Regions from separate parts of the Mus musculus genome. Here region 2 is linked to region 1. The links are chromatin loops, found by intact Hi-C in ENCODE. Cell type or tissue: gastrocnemius. All regions are shown on one strand. Each heading gives the region's core, and the rest is flanking DNA. Links, peaks and the distances in the headings are about the cores only. Region 1 has its middle 25 kb from the start of Gm3646. Region 2 holds the start of 1700066B17Rik (RIKEN cDNA 1700066B17 gene).

The links. Hi-C counts contacts between places; a loop is a spot of excess contacts. Peaks named below come from ENCODE experiments on the same cell type or tissue, not always from the same donor. Only the 100,000 strongest peaks of a DNase experiment are listed, where the experiment ranks them.
Region 2: a loop joins it to region 1, with 1.8 times the contacts of the local background. A loop is called at or near these places in 2 of 42 quality-filtered maps.

What each region holds. Positions count from the first base shown.
Region 1 is chr1:39,772,576-39,788,754 of GRCm38, forward strand. No RefSeq gene overlaps it. Among named protein-coding and RNA genes, the nearest start is that of Gm3646, 25 kb to the right of the region's middle. In gastrocnemius, for the core only: no CTCF peak of the experiment used is centred there; DNase peaks (open chromatin) are centred at 5,443 and 6,744.
Region 2 is chr1:39,837,406-39,853,584 of GRCm38, forward strand. 1700066B17Rik (RIKEN cDNA 1700066B17 gene) reads right to left here and starts at 9,925. Exons shown (of 5, transcript NR_040465.1): 1 at 9,904-9,925; 2 at 8,260-8,441; 3 at 7,823-7,934; 4 at 6,613-6,698; 5 at 5,023-5,151. Gm35600 (predicted gene, 35600) reads left to right here and starts at 15,038. Exons shown (of 3, transcript NR_168308.1): 1 at 15,038-15,108. In gastrocnemius, for the core only: no CTCF peak of the experiment used is centred there; no DNase peak of the experiment used is centred there.

The DNA of each region.
Region 1 (16,179 bases), core at 3,692-11,691:
CTGAGACTGCCTGCTTTCCATATGTATCTCCTGCTGCTCTGTCCTCATCCACAGCCCAGGACTCGCCCCTCCTCACCCCTCCTTGTCCCTGAGTACCCACCCCCCAGTCTTACACTGGCTGAGACCCTGACTGCTGGATTATCCTACAGAGAGCCTGTGGAGCTCGCTGTGGAGGATGGTGTGTGGACTGTCCCTGATATCTACCCCAAACTACACTTCCCAGGATTTCTTGTAACAGGGCTCTGGTGTATGGACTGTTCAAGCTACACCAGTGAACCACACAAGCAGGACCCTTGGGTCTGGAGAGGGTCAGGCAGTTACTTTGCCAGCTGGGAGCTCCTGGGAGGAGGAGCTCTTCGGTTACTGTTGACAGATGGCTTTCTGCTGGGAAGTGTCCCTGGAACCCTACCCTAGAGTGGACTCTCCAGCTCCTACTGTGACTTTGTGAAGTAAAAAAACAAAAAAACAAAAAAACACTCTGTCATGGGGACACTGAGCTGGCCAGAGTACTCTCCTGATGATGCCAGGAAACCCCATCTTTAACCTTAGAAACTGACGTGTGTTCGGATCAGTCTCTGCATCCTCAAATTCAGTCAACCCTGATTAAAAACAAAAAACGGAGGAAAAACATTTTGTCTGTACTGAACAGACACATCCTTGCCATTATTGCCCCTGTCAGTGTGACAGGGATTCCTTAGCATTTATGTCACAGCAGGTATTGTGCATCAGCTGGACATAATTATCCAGGCAGATGTGCAAGGTAGGGCCATATTCAAACACTGCTCTGTTCTATAGAGAAGACCCAGTCATCTGTGAATTCTGGTATCGTGAGTCATCTGACACCAATCCGTCATGGATACCCAGGGACATCTGTATGTAGATATGTGCATACATGGTTATGTACATGCGTGTACAGTCTCCCCTATAACAAGGTATGGCTTTCACGATATTTTGGAGATAAGCTGAGCCTCTTGGAGTTACAACTGACCCACAGTTTTATGGCTAGTCGATAGTCTAAATCATTCCATTTAAACTCTCACCTAGGTGTGTCCCCTAGAAAAGGTAGGCTTCCTAAATCCAGCTAGTCACCTCAGGTGGCTGGCAAGGCTGCCCATGGGTGGCTGTCACCTTAAATGCTTCACAAGTGTCCTTCAAAGAGGGAGCAGCCAAGGACATGGGAGCTGCACACGGCGGTACCTGGCTGGTTCTCAAAACCAAATGTACCACCATATCTGTTATCTGGAATTTCAGAAGGAGCTGTACCCTCTGTGCCCCTGTCTGGAAACATGATGGCTGTTAATTACACTTTCATATCGACAGAAGGAAAAGGATCTCATGTCCTCAGAGACAAGGAGAAAAATTAGGCTCGGGTGCCCCCCCCCCCCCAATCTCAAGTGTGGTCCCAGCCGAGGCTGCCACCTGTGAACAGATGGTTCCATCATGGTGGGAGAGGAAGGGGGAGGGGGAGGGGGAGCTGCACGATGTGCCAGGCTACCTCCATCCCTCCTTTTCTGGAACGGCTAGTCGTTCACACCAGTTAGTATGAGACTTTGGCAGTGAGACTTTATGCTTAAAGGCACAAACATGGGCCTTGAACTGAAACTCGGGAGCTGGGCAGTTAGCGCATTTGAAAGGAAGCCAGTGGGTCTTTTTGTCATTCTGTAGGACAGAAAGAACTTTTGCTGCTCTTCTAAGAGACAAAGAGGGGTCTGTGTGTAGAACACTTACAAATACACTGTTGCATGGACTTGGGCTGTTCATGCGCAGAAGCTCCGGAGCAAAGGCTGCCAAGATGGTATCCATGCTGGGCGATTTATATCTATTCTCTCTCTCTCTCTCTCTCTCTCTCTCTCTCTCTCTCTGCCAAAAGGAACTGGAATATTTGAATGTGAACAATGGAAGTCACGGGACATTGTGTTTGAAATACACATGGTACAAGGAGCCAGGTTCATCGCTGCCTTCTAGAGCACCCTTGGAAAACGCTGACCACTGCGCTGCTGCGGGTGTTTCTTGAGTGTCTTACCACAAGAGGTCGGGAGCAGAGATTTGAGGCTGGAGCTGGGAAGAGATGGGAAGAAATGTACCATTTGCTTGGTTAGCATTATGTGTGTCTAGGAGCACAGCAAGTACACAGCTAGTATACACTCAGGAAGCCTACTGAATGGCTGTAGCAGTATATAGGTGGGGGCACCGAGAAAGGCTGGGTGGAGACTGGGGGTGGGGCAGATGTCAGGTTGGCGATGACTGGGGAGGAACAAGGCTTTGAGAGCACTCACTAGTGTGTGATCCTGGCAATTGTCTGGGTTTGGGGAAAGTGTCAGAACTACAAGACTGAAGATCTGCCCCAAGACTCCAGAGATGTAGGGATTAAAGGAGATATAATGTATGGAGTGTGGCAATCATCACTTTTACATGACAGGCATATGAAATGGTTAGTAAGCCTTGATAGTACAGCCAATGGGTGGTAAGACGCCGGCACTCCAACTCAGTAGCCAAGAATGGCAGAGTCCTCTATGCTATAGCATCAGTTAATAGCAAGCTTAATAGTTAATATAATAATATTTATAATATTAAATATTATATAGTTATATAATAATAGTTAGTTTAAGCAAGCTAAACAGGTGATCTCTGCTGATCTTTTCCATAAAGCGAAAGAACAGGACAGACACACTTGTTTCTATGTGTTATGTACATATATGTGTGCACATTTTTCCATTTACATAGTTGTGCACATATATGGTGCGGATGGCCATTCTTCTACCTCATTTACTGAGGCAGGATCTTTCAGTCAAATCTGGAAGTTGCTCCTCTGGCTTTTCTCGATGACGAGCTTGCTCTCAAGGCTGGGATTGGAGGCAGTCGCCACACCGCAACCAGCATACCTGAGAGTGTTTAGAGACCTGAACTCCAGTCCTCAGCCTTGCATGGCAATCACCGAAGCAACCTCCCAGCCAAGACATTGTTCTCTTAGGCTATCTCCACATAGAGACATATAACTGACAGTCGAAAGGTATAGCTTAGTCGATATGTCCCAAAGGACGGGTCCATATCAAAATCGTCATCTTTAAATTATCTGTCCTTTGTCTGAAATTCACTTCACCAAGATATCCTAAGACGTATGTTGTACGTGTATGTGGTGTGTGTGTGTATTGTGTGTATGTTATGTGTATTATGTGTGTATATATGTGTGTTGTGTGTATGTTGTATGCGTTGTGTGTGTATATATGTGTGTTGTGTGTATGTTGTGTGTGTTGTATGTGTATATATTTGTATATATGTGTATTGTGTTATGTGTGTATCTGTTGTGCATGGTTTGTGCATGTGTTGTGTGTGTGTGTTGTGCATGTTGTGTGTGTGTGCACACGTTTTGGAGAGTTACTTAAATTTCTTACTGCATTTTTCCTTCTGCTCAATACTTTGATTTAAAACATAAAATATCATTGATGTAAATACTACATATGTTATACATAATATATAACCTTACCACAGTCCCATAAAGAGTCGCTTTTAGGTTTCTTGCAGATATTGAAATGCACAGATGCTAAAGTCCTTTGCATCATGTGATACATAGCCTGGGTTCACCATCCTGTAAACTGTAGGTCATCTTTGGATGACTTATATGAACAGATATGGCACAAGCTCCATGTCATTGTTGTACTGGGTTATTAAAGAATGACAGGAAGAACAGGTGGGTGCATGTTCAACACGAACACATTTCCCCATAGTACTTGCTCTCAGTTGGATGAGTGGACGCAGATGCTACGCCATGCACCCAGACCTCAACGATTAAGAAAGCACACACTCATGTGCCCAGCACCCAGTGAGCCACTTTCAAACTGTTCATCTGCACTCTTCCCAGTGACCTCATGTGACCCATGAGCAGCCTCCGCTCCCTTGCCAGGTGTCCCTTCTGCGTGTGCACACCCCACAGGTGCAGAGTAGGCTTCTTGTTTCTTGCTGCTGTTGCATGCAAGACATGGACATCTGACTCTATAGAGTTTTGAACCTTTGCATGTGGGCATGAACCAGTGACTGTCCCGGTAGAATCCAAGCCCTTTGCCTCTAACATTGATCCCTTAGATTCTACGGGTTCCAGTCTCTTGGACTAAGACCAGTTTCTGGGCCACCAATCTTGCAGTCATATATCCTTGCTGTGGAAATGTATTTGTCCTGTGTGCTAGCTAGTTTGTGTCAATTTGACACACAAGCTAGAGTTATCAGAAAGAAAGGAACCTTAATTGAAAGCATGCCTCAATAAGACCCAGCTGGAGGGCATTTTCTTAATCAATGATTGATGGGGCCAGCCCATTGCTGGTGTTCATGGGTTCTATAAGAGAGCAGGGGGAGCAAGTCAGTGAGCAGCACTCCTCCACGGCCTTTACATCATGTCCTGCCTGCAGAATCCTGCCCAGTTTGAGTTCCTGTCTTGACTTCCTTCGATAATGAACAGCAATATAGAAAGAAGTATAAGCCAAATGAACCCTTTTCTCCCCTACTTGCTTTTAGGCCATGATGTTTCATCGCAGCAATAGAAACCCTCACTAAGACAGTCCTGTCTTATAATGATATATCCTGTTCACCCTGTTCAACCCTTCAATAAGCTGCTTTTACTGCTGAATAGTGTTCCATTGGGGTAACATCCCATATCTTATATGGACAGAGGATATTTCGGTGGTTCTAAGTGTTTGCTGCTGTAGACATTGCTGTTAAAATCGTTATTGTCTTTTTCTGAGAAGTTTGCAAGTGTACCATGGAGTAGATATTGAATACCCAACAGAGGCTCAGGTTTTGAACAAGTAGTTCCTCGGCTGGCGGTGCTATTTGTGGGAACTTAAGGAGACGGGTCCTAGCTGAAGGAAGTAGGTCATGGGGTTCCTTGCCACTGCCTTCTTCCTTGCTTCGTGGCCAGCCATGTTCTCAGCAACTCTCCCACATGCTACAACCTCCCATGATGCATCAAGCATCATGTGGGACCAAGTGATCAACAGGCTGAACCACCCCACAAGGCCGTGAACTACAGAGACCCTTCCTCCTCTTGGGCTCTTGTGTCAGGTGTTTTGCTGATTGACAGGGAAACAAACCGATGTGGTACCTCCAAATGTTTTTGCAGCCAATATTAAAGCACGGGATTTCAGGGTCTTTGTCATAGTTGTTTTTTTTTTTTTTTTTTTTTTTCTTTCAAAAGACTCTACCAGTTTATCTCCTCACCGGAGCTCAGAGCAGCCTGCATGTGTTCTGAGCGCTCCACATTCTTCCCAAGTCTGGCAGTTAAGCTGCTACTTCCTGTTGTCAACTTGATACAACTAACTTGAGTTACCGAGGCAGAGGGAACCTCAGCTGAGAAATTGCTTCAATTAGCTCAGTCCCTTCGCTGTCTGTGGAGCTTTGCCTTGATCGCTAATGGGTACAGGAGGGCTCGGCCCACTGTGGGCAGCACCTGCACTATGCCTGCCTAGCAGGTGGGTCTGGGTTGTACTGGAAGCATGCCAGCGAGAAAACCAGTTGGCCCCTCCACTCCGTGGCTGCTTCATGCTCCTGACTCAAGTTCCACCTGGAAGTGTAAAACGGAATAAACCCTCTTATTCCCAAGCTGCTTTTGGTTATTACGTCTATCATAGCAAGAGAAACCAAACCTAGGTCACCAGACGACTGGAACCGCGTTGTTATCTTGCTATGACCCAAATTTCTACTATTTGTGGGATAAATAATGAAGGTGGTCATCGTTATTTTCCCTTCTCCTTCTCCTTCTCCTTCTCCTCCTTCTCCTTTCCTCATCTTCCTCCTTCTCTCCTCTTCCTATTGTCTTCTTCCTCTTCTCCCCCTCTCCCCCTCTTCCTTCTCTTCTTCCTCTTTTCTTCCTCTTCCTCTTCCTCCTCCTATTATTATTGTTGTTATTATTATTATTATGGTCACTTCGTCTCCTTTTCTGTGAACAGGCTGTGTTATCCACTGTCCTCTTCTCTATTCGGCCTATCTTATTCTCTGTTGTTTGAATTCTTTATACACTGGTTCCTGGCTGTAAGTCCTTGATGACTGTGTATCTATCTGCACATGTTTGCTTTAGGCTTGTGACAGGCTCCTTCATTCCTGTGGCATCTTTTAATGAAGAAACATTGCCACATTAATAGAGCCTAATTAGTCATTTTCTCTTATGGTTCGTGCTGTGCTTTTATATAAGCAAATGATTTGCATACTGACACAATCTTTCTCTTGCATGTCCTCTTTATGGATGCGAAGTTTGGCTTCTTGTGCTTAAGAACTTAATATAGGGGTTGCAGAGGAGTTGAACTTGATCCATCACTTCTGAGACATTTTTTCCAAACTAATCTCTTTTTTTTTGTCTTTTGTTTTGTGTTTTGTTTGCAAGCTGAAGAGTATGCAGTATTATATTGTTCATATTTCTCTTGTTATTTTCCTCCTCTTTAAGAACTACCAAGCTCATCTCCTATCCATGTCACATGATCACCAAACTGTTGTATTACCTGTATTCATGCTAATTTATTGATCATTTAGGGTCTTTACTCTACTTACCAACCTGCTACAATTGACACTGCTTTAAACTACTTTCTCCAGTACTATCTTTCAGGGCTTGTAAACGCTAGCCCTAGTCCTTGGGCTAATTTTTGTTCAGTCTGAACTCATTCCGCCACAGCTGAGTGTGTCTACAGTTTATTAGTTCATAGGTGTCTTGGGCACAGGGATGCACTTGGCCTGTAGTACCTAAGCCCTTGGCCGTCTGCCTATTCACACAGAAACATTTGCTGGCATTGCTGTCGACTGTCTCCTCTATCAGTTTCCCTTGCATCTTTGCTGTTCAGTAGAAGCCTTTCTTCTGAACACAACACGGCATGCATGTTCTTATCTTACTACTGTAGAATGTTTACTCTGCTTACGTCGGCCTAGTTACGTCTCTCAATGCTAACACGGACTTTAAATTCACTGAGACTCCAACATAAGTAGAGAACTGATGGGACAAAGGAAAACCTTCCCTCTTCTCCTGCAGACCCTGCCCGCTAGCCCCTTCCTCAGTCCTGCGTGACGTTTTACCTACGCATTTCAGTAGCCAGTGTCTAAGAGTCAAAAGGTGCTAGTGTTTTACTTTTCCCTTTGTTGTTTGCTGACAAAGAAAACCAGACTTACTCAGAGGGCATCTGTCTACTGTTTGCTCCTTCTGCCTGCTCCCTTTACCTGGGCTGAGCCAATTAATAACTGCTCTCTTGAGTCAAGAGACTTTCTGAAAGGAGAAGTGGCGTGCTGGAGAAAGCAGAGCAAGAAGTGACTTGCTGTAAGCCGCACCCCCTACACATTCATTTCTTTAAATACCATCAGGTACAGAAGACCAAACTTCAAGGCCAGCTGCCCACCAAGATCCCATGACCTTTCCAACTCAACCACCTGCCGCAACAGCAATGTAGGGCCAAATAAGTTTTCATTAAATTTTAGCTTTCCATATTCCTATTGTTAAACAGCTCTAGAGCTTTAAATGGACTCAACACAAAAGTTCTGTTCAATAGCTTTTTAAAAAAGAATACATGGAGTCATGTGGCTACCAGCCCAGCTCAGTTTGAGAATATGCCCGCTAACCTGATAGTCTCTCCTTACTGTAACTTATGTTCCCCAACCCTGGGAACTCTGCATATGCGCTCACATTTTCTGGAAACCTGGCACAAATTGTTAAATTGTGTAAAATGTGGCCATTTGTGTCTGGTTTCTTTCACTCTGTTTTAGCACACAGTTGCTGAGATACATCCATGGCATGGGTTCTATCAGGTGTTTTCCTTTGGTTTGTGATCCATCCTCTGCATATAAGAATCTAGATGAATGTAACTTTTTGTTGATATTGTTTGGCTCTTCCCATTCTAGTGACTAAAACTTGATTGTGTGTGTGTGTGTGTGTGTGTGCATGCACAGGAGTGTGCAGATGGGCCAACACATCGTGAACATATGGAGGCTGGAGGGAGAGGTCAGTTGTCTTCCTCTGTCCTTCTCCTTATTGTGTTAAGTCGGGGTCTTTCACTAACTGAGAGCTTGCCAGTTCATCTCCGTCTCCCCAAATGCTGAGCGCACAGGCATGTGCGGCCATGATCAGCTTCTTAGATGGCCACTGGGGATTCAAACCTAAGTCCTCGATCTTGCAGAGCAAATACTCCTAACTACCAAGCATCCTAAAGCACGATTTTATTTGTTTCTTTGCTTCTTTGTTTATAATTAGTAATTTGATACATGGTTTCTCTGTGCAGCCCTGGCTATCCTGGAACTCTCTCTGTAGACCAGGCTGGCCTCAAACTCAGAGATCTGATCATCTCTGCCTCCTGAATAAGTAGCAAGTTGGACTGCCTTGCCCAGCTCTTGATTTTAGGAGGTAGATAGTCATGGTTTCACAAGCTTTGGACATTAGGTAATTGTTGAGGATCCGCAACAATTTTTTAATTTATTGAGAAAAGATTATTTTGGTCAAATGAGAGATTTTGTGATATTTTTCTTCACCAACTTTTGAGGTAATCCTTTAGAGCTTGTCCATTATTTTGCATTATACTAGAGTTATGATTTTCAAATATTAAACCTTCATCCCCAAATAAATCCCCTTTGGGCCTAGTGTTTCAACTCTTCTATACATTTCTGGATTCAGTTTATCAATGTTAAAGATCTATGTGTCTATGTACTTTAGAGTGTTAGACATTTTCTTGAAACATTTTTGTTGGGGTAAGATTGACCTTGTAGAATGAATTGGGAGGTATGTCCCTGATATTTTCTGAAGAGTTTGTGAAACATAGATATTCCTTTGATTAATATAATTCTACAGCGAGACCATTAGATAATGAGGTTTCTTTTTGGAAGGTTGTAAACATTATCAGTTTTCCTAGCTCGCCAAGCCCCTTTGGTCATGGACTGAACATATGAGTCCTTTGCTCTGTCTGAAGCAGCCCTATATCTAAGTTAAATTGTACTCTTGTCTTTATGAGAATGCCTCCATCTATTTAAGTCGTTCAGTTAACTGGTATAAAATCATTCATTGCCCTCTCTATCCTTCCAATTTCTATAATATTAGTGATGACATTCTCTTTTTGATTCATGATTTTGGAAATTTGTTCTTTCTCTCTTTTTATCCATCAGTCTTGATGAAGGTTTCTGAATTTAGGGTTTTTGTCCCCCCAAAACACCAATAAACCAATTGTAGTTTCCTTGACTACGTTTCTCTGTGGTTCTTCTGTTTCGTGTTGTATTAATATCTCTTCTCGCCTCTGTTCCTTGATTTTCTTACTTTCTTTCGGATCATATTAATCACCTTATATCCTTCTAATGTGGAAGCTTGGTTTATTTGTCTGAGAGTTTTCATTTTTCCTGGCATAGCTATGTAGTGGTGGAAAGGTTCATGTAAGGGCTGTTTGTCTGCATTCCACAGACGTACGTGGGCTGCTCGGGGCACGTTCTCTAACTTCCCCTTTGGTTTCTTCGTTGACCTATAGGCTATATGGAAGTAGGTTTTTTTACATTTTTCAGATATAATGGGGTTTCCCAGATTCCTTTCTTCTCATTGGTTATTAGTTCTGATGAGGTCAGAACATGCCCTTTATTCAGTTTCTCTGTTTTGATATTTGGGGACTTGCTTCATGGCCTAACAACTGGTCTAATTAGTGAATGTTCCATATGCTTTTCAAGAGAATGTACATTCCATGGAGTATGTCAGTTAAGCCAGTCCAGCTCCCCTGTGTGGTGAGTCCTTCTAGTTCTTGGGAGGAGATAATAAAATATAAAACTAGTTTGTAGAATTGTCTGTTTCAACTTCAGTCAGATCAGTTTCTGCCTCATGAACTTGAAACTGGCTTTAGGTATTTGTGAATTTGAAATTGCAAAATTAGCATTTTGTCTCCAATTAATTTCTTCCTGTTTCTTTGCTTATTTATCAATTTACTGTGAGGGTGGACAGAGGTGAAGATAGGGTATTAAAGTAACTTCACTTTGTATACACCACTCCCTGTGTTGGAGTTGAGAAAGCTTTTCAGGAGCTGTGTAGATACATGAACACTAAGCGATGGCTGGACATGACTCTTGATTCTCTCTGCTATTTTCTGTACCAAGGTCACAGTGAGATGAGAGCCACAATTCTGACCTGCAGTCTTTTTCCAAAGCTGGCTTTTTACATTGTCATGGGTTGCTTTGCCCCATCTCTCATAAGTGAGAAGCACTCTAGCTGTCCTTCACATCTTGTGGCACACACGGACAGAGTATGGGTGCCTGTTTGACACCAATTGTGTACAAGTTAGAAAGACATCAGAAGACAATTCCTGCTCACACTCTGCTTTTGACCTTTCTTGTTTCGTCTTGGAAAGCAAGGGGCTTAGTTCTAAGTCTAAACACTGAAGAACAGAGGCATGACAGAAGCACTCGCTGCTGTAGTGAACGCCCATCAGTATCCAGCACTTTGAGCACACAGGCTACTGTGACATACCAGGAACAGTCCTGTGTCCTTGAGAAGGCTCCAGCAACAGTCTGAGATAAGCTGGATGGACTGAGGCTCCCATGGTTATAAGAGGCCCATTACACGGATGAGGACCCGGCCAGTAGGTAGGCAGAACACAACATTCAGGCAACACTTGAAAGATGCTGTGGTAGCCTGGGCAAGCTGATCCTGACACTTGGCTCTTTCAACTACTGGCCGTACTGGTGAGTATAGGGACTTATGTTTAGCTCAGGGCTTGTCTAACACAAAAAGCTATGATCCAACAACACACACATGTGTATGTGTATATGTACATGCATGTGTGTATAATATCCAAATCTCTATCATTTGGTTCCTAGCATAGATCTTTGAAAACTTCTGTAATTTCCTAAGTTTCTTGCTCTCTGTGTGTTTGTCTGTGTCTATGTACACGTGTGTATGCACGTGTGTGTGTATGTGTGTGTGTGTGTGTGTGTGTGTGTGTGTAAGCCAAAGGTCAACATAGAGCATCTTCTCCCCTAAGTGATAAAGTATCTTTTGTTCTAGTATTTGGTCTCTGACAAAACACCAGTGAGCATCTTTTTTCATCTACAGGAGTGAATGGCTTCTGTCCTGACATTACTCTTCTGGGTTTGGACCAACCAAACAACTGTTGTCCAAGGTGGATATGAGAAATGTCAAAGGTTTTCTGGATTTGTGTTTCTGACTCTAAAGCCCTTGGGATTTCCCAAGTGACAGGAATATGTTCTAACGAGGTGACGCTTAGTGGTCTCTTATAGAGGGAATGGTCCAGATAGTCTCAGCTATGATTTGAAGGTTGGAACTTTCAGCACTGCCTCATTCCAGGAACAGGAGAGAAGTTCAGCTGATTTAGGGATTGTCAGTGACTACAAAATGCAGGTTTTATATAATATCTCTAGGTCAAGAGGTTAGGGAACACCTCACTTGTCATGAGGATGGACGGGGCTATACCTGGAGACAACATGAAGCTCCATACCTGCCTCCTCTTCCTACTGAAAGCAACTCTTGGGTCTGTCCGCTCCTGGGTTGGATCCTTTTACAAAAATCAAGTACTCCAGTTAAGGTGTTTGCCTCTGTTCTGTGGGCCAGTCTACCAAATTATCAAATATAGAGAGGAGCTGTGATCCGATATAAGTTATATCAAATATGAGTTGTAGTTGGTGATTCAGAAGCCTAGGTACATGAATTCGCAACTGATATCTAAAGGAAGGAGGAACTGTGGTGGGATTAATCCCTGCGCCTGTTGGATCTGTGCCAATACAAGTAGAACTGCATGAATTGTAAGCAAAAACACATTTGGTGCCAGCAGTGTTGTGTATGGATGGTAAAAAATATGCTTATGTTTTGTTTTGCTTGTGACCTGGTGGCTGTCGTTTGGCAGCTGAGTAGTGATGTTTGGGGAACTTAAGGTTTCCACAGAATCCAACGGGCAATAATCTACTGTTGCTCAAGGTTAGTTAGAGCTGGGTACTAGCTGTAAATGCATTTTAAGACGTTATTAGAAGAGGGGTCCATGATCACAGGCAAGACATCCTTAACGCTGAGCAACTGGTAAGTTTCCTTAGAAGAGCCTTGGCTTGGAAACACGGGCAGCTGTACGTGGACTAAGTCTGATGGGTTCAAAGAAGCATAAATCCTCCACACTACAGTGCTTTGTTCCCCTGAACTTTTACCCAACTCTCATGATGTATTGGATAAGAGCTGGGCTGGGAAAGGGGTCAGGGGTCAAAAGTCAAAATGTGGAAACAAATTAGATGAAAATGTTAACCTAACACTCATCTCAGTTGCAGGAGTCATTTCTGAGTAATCCACCCAGAGCGTCTTTAAAACTAGCACCACAGCAGCTTCTGGCAACGTAAGCTCACTGGACGGAGAAGGAACTATTTTGGACAAGGAGGAAGTAACTTAAAGTACCTCACTAAGACGCTGTCTGGATTTTGAGGGTTAAAAGATTTCAGAGCACATTTTGAAACTCAGTAGAGTTGGTTTTTAAATGTACAGTCTGAAAATCTTTGTCTTTTAAGGGAACTGTTTACACCATGCATATGCGGTGGGATTGGTGACCTGTATGTGTCTAAGTGTACTGTTTGGCTACCTGCTTTTACTCACAACATCTGTTTTGGGGTATTGTTTCTTCCTCTCTTTGGATCAATCCAACATTTCACAATAATTTCAACGTAAGGCCACAGAGGATGGGTAATGGTACTTCCTGTACAAGCCTGGAGTCCCGAGTCTATTCCCTGGAGCCCACACGGATAAAGAGCGGACTTCACACAGTTATCCCCTGACTTCACAGACACCGTAGGACACACCCTTCTCCAATACACACATACACGCTCACATGTGCAATAACAACAACACACTTTTTAATTAAAGGAATTAAAATCCCACCGTTGGCTAACTGGCTGTGGCTTGTTTCATGCTGAATCCAGATGATTTCTCATATCAAGCTCTAACTTCAAGGGGCGTTATGATATTTAATTTACAGTGTGAGAACTACAGTGTGCTTTTGTTCCTCAGTTCTTGGGCTTCTGCTGTCAAATATTTTCACACAGATGATTGATTCCATAACATGTTACTTTGTCTCTATAAGGGCAATCATTTCCTAAGGAGATTAAAATGATAACTATTTAGCCACTTAGTTAATATTTCAAGGTTTCCAGCCTATATTCTTTCCCTTCTACATAAGAATATATTTTATAATTGCTTGCAATGTGGGCTTGCTGGTGACTGTTTTTGTCCAGCTTCTTTGACTGCAAACTATCTTATTTCAGTTTTGCTTAGTAAGATACTCGGTGGAGTTGGAGCTTCTATAGACTGACTTTTTCCCTTCTCATGATGTCTCTGTTGTTTTCCCGCTTCCTCATTTCCAACAGAACAGGCGAGGTCTATCTTGATTTCTTTGTACAGAGTATATTCTCTGCTGTGTTATTTATATTACTCCTCTACCTATGGCTGATAGCAATCAGATTAAGGCAAGAACCAGTGGAGCTTAATCAATGTTTCTTGCACTTGGGGTTCACATGTGATTTAGTCTATGTCATATGCAAAATATTTGCTCATTGTTTTTTCAGATATTCTTTTTTATTTTTGTGTGTTCTGTCTACACACACATACACACACACACACACACACAGTGCCCACAAAGGCCAGTAGAGATAGATACCCTACAGCTTACAGACAGCCCTGAGCCAACACGTGGATGCTAAGAACCAAACCTGAGTTCCATGCAAGAGCAGTCAGTGCTCCTAGCCCCCAGTGGTCTCCCCAGCCCCATCTAAGACAACCTCCCTGTCTTGGGATCACACTTAGAGCAATCACATGTGGGTTAGGTTGTTTTACATTTTCCTAGGATTCATAATCTTTTCCAGTCTCGAGTCTCCTTTTTTCCCATTGGATGGCTTCCAGTGCTGTGTCATCAGTTCATTGATTTGATTGGTTAGACACAGAGTCTAACCGTGGTTAACCTGATCCTGTGTGTTTTTCATCTCAGATACTGGAGTCTCTGTTTCTAGAGGTTTCATTTCTGCTTGCATTTACTCTGTGTGGTCATTCCTCTAGGTTTTAAAGCATACAGAACACAATTGTACGTGTTTTGATGTGTTGGTGTAGTAATTCTGTCATCGTTGCCACTTCTACATAGATTTCCATTTGCTAATATTCTATTCTCTGTGGGCCATATTTTCTTGCTTCTCTGTGTGTCCGATATATCAGTTACTTGTATTGCTGTGATAAAACACAAAACCAGCTTAAGGAAGGAAGGTTTGGGTTTTCCTCACAGTTTAAGGTAACCATCCTTTGTGGTGGGGAAGTCCTGCAAATGCTGGTTTATGATAGCTGGTCCCGTGGTGTCCACAGTCAGCAAGCACAGGTGAATTCAGGGGCTTAGATCAGTTTCTTCCTTAAACCCAGCCCAGGATCCCAGTTCATAGGATGGTGCTGTCTACAGTCAAGGTGTGTGCACCCACTTCAGTTAACTTAACAAAGATAGTCCCCATGGATGCATCAAGGCTAATGGAATCTAGATAATTAATCCTCAGAAGTATTCCCAGAAACCTCCTCCAAGGTGATCCTTTCAAGGCCTGCTTTTAGATGCTTTGACTTTTCCACACCTAGCAGTATTTTGGAACTGTAATACAAGGTTCCATGACCTCCTCACTGTTGCCTCTTTCATAGCCACCAATCCAGTACCACATGAATGGTGCGGCCTAGTTCCACTGCCAGCTCCAGATAGATCTGGCACCCCCAGACCACAGCTGTAACACTCTCTGTGTGCCTTTGTGGCTAAACGGGAGCAACCATTTCTTAGGCAGGTGTTTTTAGAGCAGGGAAGTCCCTCTGTGACAGTTTTAGTTCAGGTCCTTTGCTTGAAAATGAATTTGTATTTTCACAAGTTAGAGTCCTTCAGATAGGACAGGTCTTGCCCTCAGAGCACCTTATCTCAATAAGGAGAGTGGGCTTCTTTGACAGTTACAGGTGCATTGTCACCTGAACTTTCTTTGTTCACAATTTTCAACTCAGTCACTTATTTCCTTGCTAAAGTTCTTCTTTTTAAAATATGTCCCTTTGGTCTCAATGCAGATCTGGACAAGAACAACAAGCAACAGTAACAACCCCACTTCTGGTACTAATTTTGTGTATTTGTTATTTATGTCCTTACTGTGATAGAATACCCAACAGAAGGAACTCAGAGAAGGATGGCCCTCAGTTCTAGGTTGCAGTGTATCATGGCAGGGAGGTCAAGAAGCAGCAACCTGAGACAGCTGGTGAAATTGTATCTGCAGCCAGGAAGCCCAGAGCAATGAAGCTGGTGCTCTGTTCACCTTCTCCTTTTAATTCAGCCCTTGCGTACATGGAGTTATTCTAGGTATTTCTGACACATCTAGATTTGGAGATAGGAAGAGACAGTGGAGAGTGTGTTGCCGAGCCAATGAAGGCTGCTCCTCCATGCTACCTAGCTTGTATCAGAAAAGCTGTCACGTTAACTTCCATGTGGGGTTGGTTCCCTCACTTGCTATTCAGCTAGGTCCAGATTCAGAAGGAAAGAAGTGTGCCCTGGACAGATGGGAGTGTCAATTACCAGATAAAGAAGGATAATGTACATTTCGTGATCATGTACGTCTGCAAGAATGTGTGGCTCTGTTGGGGAGCTTAGTAAGTTATGAATACAGGCACTCTCAGAATTGGCTCATTTTCTGGAGGCTACTCACCATCACACACCTGCGACATGGAGAAGAGAAGGTAGACAGCAGGGGAGAGGAAATTTGGATAAGCGCTGATGAAGCTATGATCCATGGGACATCTCTACCTTGGGCTCTTGTCCTGGGCTCCCATTTCCTACATGCAGCTTTGAGAGTTCAGTGTGCAGTTTTAACAGTAACTCCTGACACACTGTTTCTAGGCAGGAAATGCAGTCGGAAGTGAGGAAGATAAACACTGATGAAAGAGACTTGACCTTAGACATAGGAGAAGATCAGAGCCTTCATGCTGAATACAAACAGTAGAGAAGGCTTTACGCTCTTTTTACTTTTCTTCGTTACAAACAAACAAACAAACCCAACATTTTGTTTTAGAGTAGCTTACAGCAGGGTGTGCTTCAAAATTGGAACCATTAAACCAGTTTTCCTTGAGGAAAAACATTACCCTTGACCCAGATAGAGGCGTAGGAACAGAACACCTGATAGTGCCTTTCCCCTCTGCTCACACAGTGAGCTGTC
Region 2 (16,179 bases), core at 2,819-10,818, 64 kb after region 1:
AGGTTTATCATGCCCGGGAATATTGATCCCAAAAGAAAAGAATGTGTCTCTTGCCCTAGCGTTCTAACAAAATTCTGAGGGAAACCCAGTCTGAGCTTCCTGCTCATTTCCAAGTCAATCACTGTAGTCAGGGTACTGAACTGCTCCGGCCACATGCTGCCTGGGTCTCACTGCATTAAAGAGATGGCTTCCACCGGGGCGCCTTTAATCCCAGCACTCGGGAGGCAGAGGCAGGCGGATTTCTGAGTTCGAGGCCAGCCTGGTCTACAAAGTGAGTTCCAGGACAGCCAGAGCTATACAGAGAAACCCTGTCTCTGAAAAAACAAAACAAAACAAAAAGAGAGATGGATTCTTCTGAGAGGGGCCAGGAAGAAAAAATAAATACATAAAAATGCATGTACTGTTGCACTAGGAAGGCTTCTATAAAAAAAAAAAGAAAGAGGAAGAAGGAGGAGGAGGAGGAGGAGGAAGAGGAGGAGGAGGAGGAGGAGGAGGAGGAGGAAGAAGAAGAAGAAGAAGAAGAAGAAGAAGAAGAAGCAAGCGCATGCTCTCCCACTGTTACCTATCAATCATATTTGGCAAGATGATTTCTTCCTGTTCTGACTGGCCGAGATCTGGCTCTGTAGATCAGGCTGGCCTCAGACTGAGAGAGATCCACCTGCCTCTGCCTCCCAAGTGCTGGGATTAAAGCTGTTGGCCACCCCCCACTGGAGAAGTGTTTTTAAAGATAAGCAAGCAATGGTTTTGATGGATAAGGGTTTTATAAGCTCTACTGTCCATCTCCATTATTTCCGGGGGTGGTGGGGGGGAAGATCCTATAATTGAAGATCTCACCATAAGAACTTGAGAGAGATGTTGTGCCAGCAAAAAAAGGTACATAGATAGAAATTCATTTAAGACTGGCTTGGTTGAAGAATGAAACTGTCCCGTCACATCCACAGCACACTTGCAGTGTGACCAAGGTGTGGCTTCTACGAAAGAATGTCTTAGAGAGTTTTGTTTTCAAACAACGTAAGAGAAGTCTTGAACTTCCACCTCCTATTTCCCATGGGTCGCTTTACCTCAGAAGAGATAACAAATTTATGTTCATAGGTGATTAGGGCTGAAAACTATGTAGACGTTATATTGTCACAGACAGGGCCGGTTTTGTTTCCAACTCTTGCTGACAAGAACATAGGCACAGAAAAATGTGCACATCACAGGTGTCGGCTGAGTGAATCCTCACAGACTGAACGCATCTCCATGCAGGGCATAGCCTGTGCCTGACCTTCCTTCTTATACCACCTCATTCACTACTCTATGCTACAGACATTATTATCCCGATTCTTAACATCACAGATTCATTTCCCACCTTTCTATGTCCACTAAGCAGAATCATACCGTGTGACACTTTTGTGCCTCAGGCAGCATTATGCCTGTGAGAGAGTATCCGTATTTTGACATGGTATAGATAGGCCTTTATCTGTTTGGGCTGGTACTCCATTGTGCCAATACACCGCAGTTTATTTATCCATTGTGCAGCTGATAGACATTTGGGTAGCCGCCAATGTGGGCTGTTACAAAGAGCCAGCTGCATGCATTTTTTACATTGGTTACAGTGTGCTGGGGCCAGGATTTCTAATTTGCGTGAACGAATGGAAGAGCTGTTTGAAATCACACAGGCTCTTCAGGGTCCTTGCCCATCTGCTGACAGATGCAGGCCATACAAAAGGCCACAGCTGCACAAACCAACCCTTGTTTTCATGAAGGAAAAAAAAAAAGTCGTGTTGTTTTTGCTGTTGTTATTTTATTTTATTTTATTTTATTTTGAAGATCAGCAATTGAAAACAGAAGTAAGTATTGTGTGTATTATCTGGAAGCTTTGAGCAGCTGGCTGTAAGAATCTGGATGAGTGATAACCACAGGAGTTATCTTATGAAAGCCTGACAACCCTTGAGCAGGGAACAGGACACGCGTTGGGGGAAGCACATGACCCGAGCAGGGAGGTGGGGTGGTCCAGAGAGGACTTAACTCGGAGGGAGTCAGTCTCTGATTGGAGCAGAACTTCCATTGTCTCTGAGGTTGAAACAAGGGCAAACCCAGGGGTGCTTAGAGGCACACGTCACTGGTTCCCCCAGAATCCACACTGGACAGTGCAGCGCAGGACAAAGTTCAGCGTTCAACGTACAAGAGCAGTTCTGAACACTGGTCGCGACCCCTCTGGGGATCAGAAGACACAGACATTTGCACCATGATTCCTAACAGTAGCAAACTTACAGTTATGAGGTAGCCGCACAATTTTATGATGGGGAGGGGGGTGGGTCACTACTCTATGAGGAACTGTACTGAAGGGTCGCAGCGTTAGGAAGGGTGGGAAGCACTGGGCTAGAGCGTGGTGTAGAAACCCGGGAACTTGGCACTTTATTCCTTCGGAAATTCCAAAAGAAAACTAAGGAGAGGAGGCAAGGCTTCGTGGTAAGTTCTAAGTAGTTACACTTTAAGTGAAGACAAGAGAAAAGCGTTTTCTCAATGTAAGAAAAGCAAGTTATTCCTTTGCTTAAAATTCATCGTCTGAAATGGGAGGAGCTTCTAAGTGTGAACACTTCCTCTTATGGTCGCTTGGCCACACCCCTGTGGGGTGGAGAAAACACCTTTGGAGCCCAGCTGCTCATCTCCTGATTGCTAGGAAGCAGAGACATAGATAGAACCGGCCAGGGCAAAATCTAGCCTCCAGGGGGAGACCCCAGTGAGCTACCCTCTCCAAGGAGGCCCCGCCTCTAACTTCACATCACCTCCCAGCGCACCTCCCAGCGCACCTCCCAGCCACTATTTTGTTACACAGCCTTCAGTGGACCCACTCATTGATTAGGTCAAAGCTTCACGGTCCAATCATCTTTCAATAACTGGTTCCAACAGCTGGAGACCAAAACCTTCAACACGTGAATCTTTGGGACCACTTGATGCCTAACCTATAGCCTTCCCATTGCATTGGGAATAAAATTTGAACTCTTCACCAAAACCCCACCGAAAGCCGACTCTCAGCCCTCCTCTTTAACCTTTAGGTGTTTTGTTTTGTTTTGTTTTGTTTTGTTTTGTTTTGTTTTGTTTTGTTTTGTTTTGTTTTGTTTCAGGACATGTACACTCCAAGAAGGCCTGGATTCATCCTCCTTAAATGTTGCCTGGGCAGAGACCCTCTCAGCCAGCACCTTGGTTACTATTACAGAATACTTGGTGTATTTTGCTTTGTAGCGCTTACCTGCAACGCTGTAGCTGTCCTTAACCCCGTATTGTGTATACTGTTGGCCTAGATAAGGCTGGAGACAATATCCAGGAGAGAGAAGTACCAGAGGGCCCCTAGGAAGAAGAGAGAATAGTAAATAGGTTTGTCTGAGAGGGTCTGAATAGTTAAGCTGACAGGTTTGTGTGAAAACTGGGTAGGGTAGTGGCCAGTGGAGGCTTTCCCAGGCCCGCAAGGATGGTTGTGCTGCTCGGTGATCCTGGTTTTCCATGGGGAGGGACCAGAATAGAAGGGCTTTTCACTTCCTGGGAGCCTCTGGGGTTTGCCACAAGCCTGTCTGTCAGCATGCAGAAGCCGACTACATCAGCTCAGGGAGGGCTTGGCGGCAGGTGTCAGCTGCAGGCCCTGTGGGCACGAATGAAGTCAGAGGAGGAGAGATAGGCCTTCAGGCAGCAAGGGAGGAGCTCCCTGAGGGAAGAGCTGACCAGGTTGAGTGTGATGTGAGCTCAAAACAGATCCAGGGAAGTGGTCCAAAGGGCAAGGTTGTGATGGAAGATGTGGGAGTGGGTGCTTGGCTCCTAAGATGGACTCCTTAGAAGTTCCCACTGGAGGTGGCCAGTGTGGTAGAGGTGTAATGGAGGCAGAGGCAGGTAGGTATCTGTGAGTTAGAGGCCTGCCTGGTCTACAAAGGGTGTTCCAGGATAGCCAGGGCTACACAGAGAAACCCTGCCTTGAAAACAAGGAGGAGGAGGAAGAGAAGAAGGAAGAAGAGGAGGAGGAGGAGGAGAAGAAGAAGTTGTTCTCACAAGCTCTCTAGTACCTGATCGCAGATGGGTGTTGGGTGGATTACAGAAATTCTTGACTTTCCAAGTGACCTCTTCTATGAACTTTACAACTATGAACTCAATTGTGCCCCCAAGAAAACCCTTAATTACTAACCCCACACCTCCCCTTCCCCATTTTTCAAAGAGAGAGCCCAAAACACGGGGGTGGGATAAATAACTTTCCCACACATAAGAGCCATCAGAAGTATGGGGATTTGAACCCAGGCAGTGTGGGCCCAGAGTCCACAGCTCTTAACACCATGCTGCCTTAACATTCCAAACCTTTCTCTGGCTTTTTAAAAAAATACCTTTTAGATTTATTAATGTATTGGAGGATGGGGAATGTGTGTCATGACATGTGTGGAGGTCCGAGGACAACTGGAGGGTAAAGTCCAGGTCATCAGGGTTGGTGGCCAATGCTCAAATCCACTGAATCATCTTGTCAGCCCCTGGCTCTTCTTGGATGGCAAACCATTTGAAGCTTCCACACTTCAGGGATCAGGATGGTGGCTCTGGATGCAAACGACACGGAGTGAGTCAAACTCCTCTCCTCTCCCGTTTGGTTAAGGCAATAGTGTGGTCTTGCTTCCTTTTGGCCTCTGCCATTTTCCCTCAAGAATTGCTTTACCACAGGCCAGGGAAACTTCCAAGCTTCAGGTGTCTCCCTTTCAGTTTCTGGAGTCAGGATGCCAGCATAGACCATCCAGAGTTGCCCCTGCTCCCAGCAGGGACAGGGATTCTGATGCCAGAGGCCACTGGAGTCATTTGGGCAAAGGTGGTCCACACAGCCAGTTGCCATCCACACAGATGTGTACAGGACAATCCTCTGTGCGCGCGCTCACACACACACACACACACTCACACACACACACACACACACACACACAAGCTTCTTAACTGGAGTCTAATCAGGGCCTGACTTGTTCGGAGCCCAGCAAAGCAACACCCTTGGTGACAGACAGACCACACCCATCTCTTTATGACTGTGAGTTTCGGAAAGAACCGACTTTTACTGTTATCAAACCACGATGCTTTGCCACAGAGTCGATAATCAACACGTATGTCTCCATTGGCATTCATCTTCAAACCCAAGCGAGCTTTGTTGAAGGTCTGCAGTAAAGAAAAACAATCACGATAGGCAGCCCACTGTGTCTTTCACAAAAGCGAGCTAGATTTCTGTGGCTAATAAATTCTCAGAGTGGGCAACTATGGAGTGTACTTTAGTCACTTCACATGCAAATAACACCATTGGTCTTTGAGATAAGTCATGTTTTTACTATTTTGACCTATAAATATGTTGAAAACATCAGCTTGTCATTGGGCTGGCTTTTCTGAAAGCCTACCGGAACTTTCTCCACTTCAGAAATGATACACTTTAGGGTGGTACTTCCTATTTCAGAAACCACAAAAATCCCCCTCCCGGCCCCTCCAAACACCTTGGCAACCTGAGTGTTGCTGAGTTTTTTTTTTTTGTTTGTTTTTTTTTTTTGTTTTGTTTTTTGTTTTTTTGAGACAGGGTTTCTCTGTATAGCCCTGGCTGTCCTGGAACTCACTTTGTAGACCAGGCTGACCTCGAACTCAGAAATCTGTCTGTCTCTGCCTCCCAAGTGCTGGGATTAAAGGCGTGCACCACCACTGCCCGGCCTGAGTGTTGCTGTTAACACTCAACACCAGACTTTGGGATGCACTAAGGAAGTGCCAGGGACTCTGTGACACTGAGGGAGACAGATGCCCCAGGGCTGTTTGTCTTTACTGGAAAGTTCTGTATTCAGATCCTCCTGGTAGGGTCTGTTGCAATAAACGTCTATCTGGAAAGCATATTGTTGCCTCATGATAAGACCCGAGAGAAATCTGTCTGCTGTCTCATTAATGTAACATTAACTCAAGGCTGGAGTGATGGCCCAGCAGGTGAGGATGTGTGTGCAAATGTGAGTACTGGGCTTTGGATTCTATATAAAAAGCCTGATTGATGTGGCCACCCATGAGCCTGTACCGCAGCACTGTTGTGGGCAGAGACAGGAGGATCATGGGACTTGCCGACCTCTAGAGTAGCTCCAGGTTCAGTGAGAGTCTGCACCTCGAGGGAATAAGGTAGAGAGACAGCAAAACATCTGCCCTCCTCTGGGCTCTGTGCAGGTGCACAAGTGTGCGTGCTTGCACACCTGTGCAAACACGCATGCATGCATGCATGGATACACACATGCCCAGAGAGAGAGAGAGAGATACACAGACACAAATGAGCACACACAAGAGAGACAGACAGACAGACACATACATGAGAGACAAACAGACAGACACACACAAGAGAGAGAGACAGAGAGAGAGAGAGAGAGAGAGGCACACAGACACTACCCACTCTGGTCTTTGGCTGGTGGACTAATTTCACCAGCTAACCAATTCTTGCCTGATAATTCCACTCATTCTTAGCAACAAGTGGTAAGCCAGACCTCCTCCATGAAGAAACACTTGCTCCCTCATGAGAGCCCAGGCTTCAGGCGTTTCTTTTGTCCTGTGTCCAAGCTGATTAGTCTTAGCTGGAAGTCTGACTTAATAATGCTTTAGAAGGGATACCTAGGCAGAACCATCTGGGTGCAAATCCTCTCTTCATGGCAGTCTAAGCAGGGCCTTCGGCTTCTCTGCATCTCCTTCTTCATCCACTGCAGACAATCACCGAGTTGTGTTCACGGTATCTCCTAAATATCACTCAACACATCTGCCTCAGCCTCCACCACCCTTAGCTTCATCGCAGTCTCCTAGATGCCCCCATAATAATAGAAGTCTTTATTTAAAAAAAAAAAATCACAAATTATAGCTGGGTGTGGTAAAACAGGCCCATAGCTTCCTCACTCCAGAGGTTGAGGCAGGAAGATGGCCTCAAGTTCAAGACCAATTTAAACTCTATATCCAGATTCTCTCTCAAAAGGGAACAAACAAATGGAAATTATGTAACAGCCTTGTCTGGCTTAGACACCATCAGCTCCGTTCATCACCACCTCTTGGTTAGCCTGAAGCCCCACTCCCCTTCATGCCTGACACTCCCCACCTTTCCAGGTTTGTGTCCTGAACTCCAGCATGCATCAGCTACCTCCAAACCCTATCCCAGTGTAAAAGCAGCTCTTCCCCTCCCAGGCCTGGGTCTCTGCATTCCTTCCAAGAATTCTCTCTTCACTCTTCACTTAATTCTTGAATTTCACCTCCAGTGGCTCCCTCCAGCTTTCAGTCATCACCCCACGTAATATGGGGACTGTGGATGGAAACGATCTATGAGGTTCAAATAATTTTGTGGGGCTTATTATTGTTCATGATTCAATTGATAATCTATTACTGTACCCACTTTATTAATTAAACTTTGGGGCTGGAGAGATAGCTCAGCGGCTAAGAGTACAGCTCTGTAAGAGAGTCCGAATCAGTCCCCAGCACCGACAAGAAACAAACTCACAATCTCCTATAACTCTAGCTTCAGGGGATCTGATACCCTCTTCTGCTCAATCAATCTCTCTCTCTCTCTCTCTCTCTCTCTCTCTCTCTCTCTCTCTCTCAAAAAGATAAACCTTCATAATTTAAAATCATGTTAGGTACATGTAAGAGATAAATATAGTGTATTTTGAGTTCTGTGTTTTCTGCTTTAGGTTTCTGCAGAGCACTTAAAAAAAAAAAAAATGCCCCTGCCTCAGATAAGATGCACTGATGTGTTCCCAGCACAGAGTTCAGGGCCTCGGGAAACCTGCTGTGCACCCACACTGTACCTCCAGCCCACTGATGCCTGGGGCTTCCCACTCACCTGTCTTCAGAGCCCTTGGAACGAGTCACATGTGAGGTCCTGGATGGAATTTCCCTCTGGCTTTAGCTCATCTTTCAGGCGGAAGCCTCACCTGGGCTGAGTCCTCAGCTGCCTGTGGAATTTGTCACAAAAGAGTTAGTAAGTAAATGTTTATTGGTCACAAGGTTCAGGTCACCAGGTTTGATGTTTTGTTTGTGAGACAAGGTTTCACTTTTGTAGCCCTGGCGGGACTTGAACTCACTATTATATAGGCCAGGTTGTCCTTGACTTCAAAGATACTTGGCTGCATCTGCCTCCTGAGTTCTGAGCATAAAGGTGTGTGCCAGCACAACCAGCTCTCTCAAGGTGGCTCTTGATGCCTTGAGAAACATCACTTAGGTTTTTACAAACATTTTATTCAAATTTCATCTTTAAGATATATTAAATTGTTTTCATACCGTAGCATAATGGCTCTCAACGTATCCTCACTGCAGACCAATAGGTATGTTACAAAACAAGTTCGTTGTAAAGACGTTGGGAGATATCAGGTCCCTGCCATTCTCTGATGACTTACAGAAATATTTCAAGGTTGCAAGGCTGACTATTTTTTTTAATTGTTATGGTTTATATAATCCTTTATCTGTGTGAAGGAGGAATTTCTCATTACAGTGTGACCAAAATAAACTCTAAAAATAATCTGAACCCCAAGGCTGGCTTCAGACGGTGCCAGGTTCCCATAACCCTTCTACATTTTTCCATCTGTAAAGCTGCTCTCGGTTCACATTACTGGGCTCTATGGTGTGTGAATATAAGCTGAGGCTATAGTGGGAATATATATGTGTAACACAAACCGTTAGCCATTTGATATTTTAGGGATTTCTGGAATGTTATTTGAAAGATGGACTGAACTATCTCTTTGAAAGTTTCAAAACCACTAAGCGGGGGAGGCAATGTCCTAGAGTCCAGCCTGCCAGTAATTCTGCAACCAATGCCTAAGAAAACAAAGGGTCTGCCTGGGGACTGAACCCAGAGAGGCCCAACCAGGAAAAACCACTGGAGCATTTTGCTGGAGAGCGAGGTGAACAAGAATATGCTCTGGGTCTCCTCTGGATGCCCAGATCCCTGACCTCAAAGGTTTGTGTGTTTGCCTCGGTGCTGACTTCAACATGGTCTGGCCCCTGTTCAGCAGCTAGGGAAGCCCTTGAGTAATACATGCTGGTGCTCAAACATTGGGAGCCAGGCATAGACCTAGAACCTCCTAAACTCAGTAACAGTAGAGATCAGAGCAAGCCAGGGGAGGCTAAAGGAAAGGAGCAGTCCAGGGCTGGGAGACTCTGTTCAGAATGGGGATGCCACACAGCACCTCTTCCTTCTCCTACCCCCACCCCACCCCCAGCCCTATCCTCAGACCTGCCTTCGTCCTGTGACTTTTTCAACAAAGGTAGATTAGACACCAGGGTCTTTTCTGGTCCCTCCTCCTCTTTCCCCCCATTCCTTCTTCTCCTCCCCCTCCCTTTCTCCTCTTTCTCCTCCCCCTTCCTCCCTTCCTCCTAGTCTTTGGCTTCCCCTGGACTTTCCCCGACTCTTTAAAAACGTTCTCTCTCTGACAGTCGACAGGGAAAGGAAAGATATTTTCTTCATTGGTGTAAGGCACCCATGCTCCCACAAACAACAACCCGGCGCTCCTGTAAATAACAATAATGAAACTTACTGGGTCATGAAATAAAGGAAGGGGGGATGAGGTTAGAAGGTGGACTAGTTGAGAAGGGGAACGGGATTAATGGAGGGTGGGAGGGACAAGATGTTGAGGGGATAAAAGTGATCAAAATGCACAATGAAAACAATTATTATGTGCAATTAAGATATAATAGTAAAACCACTTTTTAAAAGCTCTCTCTCAGTTCTGCCCCTGTAACTACTGTCCTATCTGTCCCTAGCCTTCACATGAAACGTCTTGCCATCAAGACGTGACTGTGGCATTGCGTCCCTCCCTAAGCCAGTGTGCCTGGACTTCCCCTGCTGGAACAGTGGCGTCATCTCAAAGGTCACAGCGACTTCCTGATTTTAAGTCCAGGAAGCTTTCTGGGAGCTGATGCTCTCACCGGCCTCTGTGTAATGATGTCTACAGACCACCGCTCCTCAGGTTGGAGATGCCCTTTGATATTGTGACTTCACTTCCTGTTTTCCCCTCCCCCACCCTCACCATACCTATCTCCAAAAGCTTTTTCTATCTTCCTATGCCTCTAAAGCAGTAGATCTCAACCTGTTGGCTGAGTGGCCCCTCTGGAGCCAAACAGCCCTTACATAGGGATAGCATATCAGATATCCTGCATATCAAATATTTACATTATGATTGGTAACAGTAGCAGGTTTACAGTTATGAAGTAGCAACAAAAATAATGTTATGGTTGGGGGGGGGGGTCTCCCCAACATGAGGAACTGCATGAAAGTATCACAGCATTAGGAAGGTTGCAGCTCTAAAGCAAGATGGCGGTGCTAGTTTATAGCACACTATCACAGGGTGCTGAAGACAATTGTAAAACAATTGGCTTTCTGCCCACTCTGAAAGCTAGACGTCCAAGATGGCATCAGTGTTGGTATATCAGTCTATTTTCCACTGCTACAAAAAAAAAAAAAAAAAAACCACAAAACTGCCTGGTGTTGGGTTCTTTGTAAAGAAAGAGGTTTTATTTAACTCATACATCTTCAAGTCCAAGAGCACAGCCCTGATTGTCACTCAGCTCTGGTGAGGGCCTCCCTGCAGGAACATGTGCTGAAATCGGATAGCAAGATCCGAAATCAGAGAAATTCAGGCTCTATAGCTTGATCTCCAAGGACCTGACCAGAGTGTCACAACTCTATCAATCCCTGCCTAGTGCAGCATCCACAAAAACTTAACCACCTCCCGATAGGCCCCACCTCTTAAAGGTTCAACCACCTTACACTGCCACACTGGGAACCAAATTTCCCACACATGACCCTTTGAGGAGGACACTCAAGTCATCTCTGAACTATAGCAGCTGGTTTCTTCTGTAGGCTGTCTTATTGATTTATAGATGGTGGGCCTTCTCCTGTGGCCTTGTATTCTACCTCCGTTTATATATGTATCTAATTTCCTTCTCTTATAAGGACACTAATCATATTAGATTAGTTCTCCCTAATGACTTTGTCTTAATCATCTCTGTAAACTCATTTTCTCTAAATGAACTCCATTCTGGGACACGGGAGATGGGCATCGCCGCAACACATGGATTTTGGAGGTGGAAGAAAAAGGCATAATGTCATCCCTAGCCATGGTCAATCTCATTCAAATCCTTGGTCCTTTTAAATATTGCTTTCTTATACCCATCTAAAAGCTGGGTGTATAGTTATCAAGCAAAATGGTTTTTTTTTTAATTGCAAAAAGTAATATATCTCATGAAAACATCAAAGGTGTCGGGGAAAAGGACTAATGAGATGTTGTGATTTCGAAATAAAATGCAGCTCCCAGTCCTCACCTGCGCTCTGAGCCTGATTCCACTGTGCTCCCAGTCCCAGTGAGTGCTGGCAGTTCCCACAGGCTACGGAGCAGTGCCTACTCGGGCTCCCTTGTCTTCACCTAAGACCCCTACAACCTTTCCAGTCCCCTCTTTCCTCTGCCTGACACTGTGACCAGACATTCCATTTGTCCCTTTCAAAGACTGACTGCATAATTGCTGTTTAATACAGTATTTGTGAAAACCTATTTCATTAGTAAAAATGTCTTTAGAACTTTAGATAATGATGTCAGAGGACAAAATTCACCGAGGAGCCCTTCAACAGAGCACTCAAGAGCTACCACGGCCCCTGTACACACCCCTACACCCACCTTTTCTTGTATTATGTACCCCTTAACATCTTAGGTTTCTCCCACCCAAGGCATGATACCTTGACACCTCTGCTCTAAGCCTTAAGGATCTGCACACGTCTCACCATCTAAGCCCAGCTTCTTGGGCCAGTGTTTGCCGATTTCTTGACCGACTTCTGCTCCTGCACAGGACACGGTGTAGAGTGACTGTAGTGCCCATTTGCTTTGCCCTGACTATCCTCATACAGCTCATTTGTGGGCATCCACTCTAGTATTCTTTTGAAATATTGCTTCCCCATGTGTACTATCAGAACCCCTAAAGACGGTGCCTGCCTCTTCTGAGAAGTGTTTCCTAGCCTTTCACCTGCTTTGAGTACACCACTCTGGGAAGCCCCATCCTCAGGGTCTCCTTGAGCCATGTTGATAGCATGCTAAATGCCCAGCTTGGGGCTTATGTATTTTTCCTGTCCTTGTCCCCCTAAGGGCTGAAAGAGGCTGAGGGCGGGTTGTACAAGGCCACAAGTGTTGACTCGGAATGGATCAGAATCCAAAGCCAAGACCTATGCAAAGAAAACAAGTCTTTGTCCTTCGTGCCCTGTGTAAGGTACTTTGCCACCTGCTTTCTGCTGGTATTATTCATGTGACAGGCCAGTCTGAAACTGTAGGTTAGTTGAGGACACTGTAGAGAATGATCATATTGCCTTATATCTTGGTGTGTGTGTGCTCACATGCATGTGCTTGGGCACGTGTGCACATGGGTTAACATGTATGTGGAGAACAGAGATTGACACAGGTATCTCTCTCATTTGCTGTTCACTTCATTTTTATTACCATTTATTGGGGTGCATTTTCCACAGTGTGCACATGGAGGCCAAAGTGCGACTCGTGAATGTAAGTGCTTCCATCCCATCACGTGGATCCCAGGAATAGAACTCAGGTCTTCGGTATTTTGTCATAGTAACAAGAAACGAACTCAGAGAGAGCCTGGATAGAAATGACCTCCTCTCTCTTTCTCTTAGTCCCTCTCTGTCCAAGGAACAGCATCATAACTATGGAGAGTAAGAGCTGGGAGAGGGGTGGGGGAGGGGGAGAGAGCTCAGTCAAAAGAACGCCTGTGACACAAAGAGAAGGTGCAACCATGACCTAGTAAACTGGATAGCAACTCTGTAGGGTGTGAGACGTGCCAGTCATACATTTTCAAGAGAAGGGAAAACCCAAATACAATGTAGCAGCGAGTTAGTTAAACCTGCTCTGAGCTCCTGGCTGGTTGCGAGTCTCTGCTACAGGAGCTCTTGGATTTGAGAATGAAAGACACACATACACTAACTCAATTTTGATATGTCTTGACGATCTCAATGGCTGGGCACTTCTAAAAGTCCCCCACTGCCAGCAAATACTCCCTCCAGTATTCCTGCATTAATATCTTTTTTAAAAAATCTATATTTTACCTTTGCTTCCCTGGCTCCTTCTGGTCAGTCCCCTGTCTTTGCTGCCCAGGAGGCTTCTGTACCTACATTTCAGCCATTACTCCCTCCTGTTCCTTCCTGGCATGGTCTGTCCTACCCCTTCTCCTGGCGACCCTTTCTTCCAACCCCCACGTTCTCCTACCCCCTCCCCCAGGAACCTAGAAGTACCACCTCTTCCATCCTGTCCCGCCATTGGCAACAGCTCTTTACTGATCAATCCAAAACCAACTGGGGGCAGGGTCCCCTGTGTCTTATGTGCAGACACTCCTGTAAGCAGTTTTGGGGACCAAAATTAACATTATAACACACGCAGCATTAGGCCAAACCCACTTCAATACCGAGAGCTCTCTGCGTAATGGGATCCCATTCTAATATGTTCTCATTTGAATAGACGTGTTCTATCTTACCCCTAGCAACCTGAGGAAATGAGCATTGTGGGAAAGGAAGACATTTTTTTTTCTTCAACGATATTCCCCCAATGTGTCCTAAATGCTTTGGGTGACATTGTCTTAGCTACTTCAAAATGCATTTAACCTTGTTCCAGTAAAGACACATTACAGCTGTAGCTAGAGGTGAAGCGGCTAGATGTGTATTTCTTGGGAACATGTGTGGGTTCTCTATTCAGTTGGAACTCAGAGGCAAACCTATGTGTGGCACACAGGCCTGGTGATGCCAGGAATCCTGTCCTCACCGCACTCTGGCAGCTGTTGGAAGAAACAGAGTAAGAAGCCACCAAAAGCCCTTTGGCTTCTGTCTGTAGACGTGTGAGTGTCTGCGCCTGGCAGGAACTTGGTCAGGCACACACCACTTCCTCTTCATTGGGAATTCCAGGATTGACGTGTTAATGTGCTTTGACCTAAGAGCGGGTGACCAGCCTGGAGTAAGAGCGGGAACTGAGCAGAGTTCTGCTGACTCATTGTCTTGTGTCTTCCCACACTGCCTGTGAGAAAGGACAGGGGATGGAGGCTCAGGTGGGCCCTGCTGGTTAGCCAGTACGCCATCTATTTGTCTTGTCTCCACTGCCTCAGTGGTACCTGATTCTGACCTGGGCTCACCACAATTCACCCAGTGGCTGCCCTTGCTCTTTCCAGTCTTCTTACCCTACCTGAGACAAGATACCCATGTCTCTTGTCACATCTCTGCTTAGACAGGAACTTCCTGCCATCCTGTTGACAGTCCAGACTCCAAGAATAGCAAGGATCTCCATAAATACAACACACCCCACACTCTGACATCCCTCCCAGCCTGGGGGGTGGAGCTCAGTGGTAGTGCATACACTTAGAATACACAGGGCAAGCTTACTGAGATTCAGATAAATGAGATGAATGAGGGAAACCACATGAACACAGCAGAACAAGTCAGACAGAAAAACACTTGGGCCTGGGTCTATCTGGGCCTGCCCACACTGTCAGAATGGAGGCCTTGCTAGGCCACCGTCTTAGCTTGCTCTCTGTTGCTGTGATAAACAGCATGACAAAAGGTAATTGGAAGAAGACAGGGTCTATTTCAGCTTACAGTCCATCATGAAGAGAAGCCAGGGCAGGAACATGGAAGCAGAAGATGCAGAGGCCACAGAGGAACAGCGCTTACCAGCTTGCTTGTCTCGGCTTGCTCAGCCTGCTTTTGTATACAATCCAGGACCACGTAATCGGGGATGGCACCATTCACAGTAGTCTGGGCTCTCCCATACAAGTCATTAATCAAGAAAATGGTGCACAGAGTTGACTATATGCCAATCTGATGGAGGCGTTTTCTCAAGTGAGGGTCCTTCCTCATGACCCCAGCTTGTGTCAGGTGACAGAAAACTGACTGGCACAGCCTGAGCTGTTCCTCTTCCCCCCCTTCTTTTGGCCAATCCTTCTCTATAAAATGTCTGGGCTCACATGGCTCACAATCGCCATTGTGACAGCATTTGTATAATGTCACTGATCCCTGTGTATTCTCATCTCTTCCCAGACAGGAGGCTCTTGGAGAACTCAGACCACCTTCCTGAGTGAGTTCAACTTGGGACTGAGGTAGGCAAAGTACCCGGCTCAGCCCCTTGATAGTTACATGAGTGCACAGTAAATCACAGAACTCTTCTGGGGATGGTAATGACCACATGTGGCCAGTGGAAACAACAGTCCCCTCTCTGGACTCCCGTCTGTGTTTCTGATCCTTAAGAGTGCTTTGTGGAAGAGTTTGAAGGTTCTCCCATGAGAGCCACAGTACATTAGAGAGCAACATTACAGATTGCTTTCCTGGGCTTGGGGTTGTGGTGGGGGACTGTGCTTAAATCCATACTAAGCACCCGCTGCACCACAGAGCCCTTTCTGATTTTTTATAATCCCTCTGCAGTGTTGTCTTAACTTATTGATAGTATTGCTCCATCTGCTTTCTACCCATGGGGGGGAAACTAACTGCCCTTTTTTCGATCTGTCCAAATCTTCAGGGTGATTTACACAGGACCCAGCATGGTAGCACGCCCCTAGACACACACACACTTGGAGACAGGGTGGTCGTGAGCTCGAAACCAGCTTGGGCTATATAGCAAGGGGAAAAAAATAAGATTTGTACAGGGCCTGATCACTCTCTTTAATAGAATGCCCATTGGCTCCATGGTAAGGGCTGCTAATCACGTGTTGATGCAGGAATTGTGCTGTGTTACAGAAACCCCTCCCCCATACCAATGAGTGCTGTGGGGGACTTGTGTGAGCAGCCTGCATTCTCTCCCACAAATGATCTCCATTAACCAACTCATCCAAATGTGGTCAATAGACACTTATGGGAAAACCTACACCTTACACACATGTCAGAAGACTATAGCTTCTACAGATTAAAGAGCAAGGAGTTTAATCCATGAAGCTTAGAAGAAAGTTGATTATAATATCAGTCCTAAGTAATGTCACATCTAAGTGATGTCACATCTTAGGGAGTCCCCACACATACACAGATTTACTCTTTGCATCCAGTCAGTGTGCTGCAGGCTTAGTGGGCACAGGTCTGAATTTTGTAGTCACTTAGTGCTTAGCTCATGTCAGGTGTTTGCTAGAGGCAATAATAATAATAATAATAATAATAATAATAATAATAATAATAATAAAAAT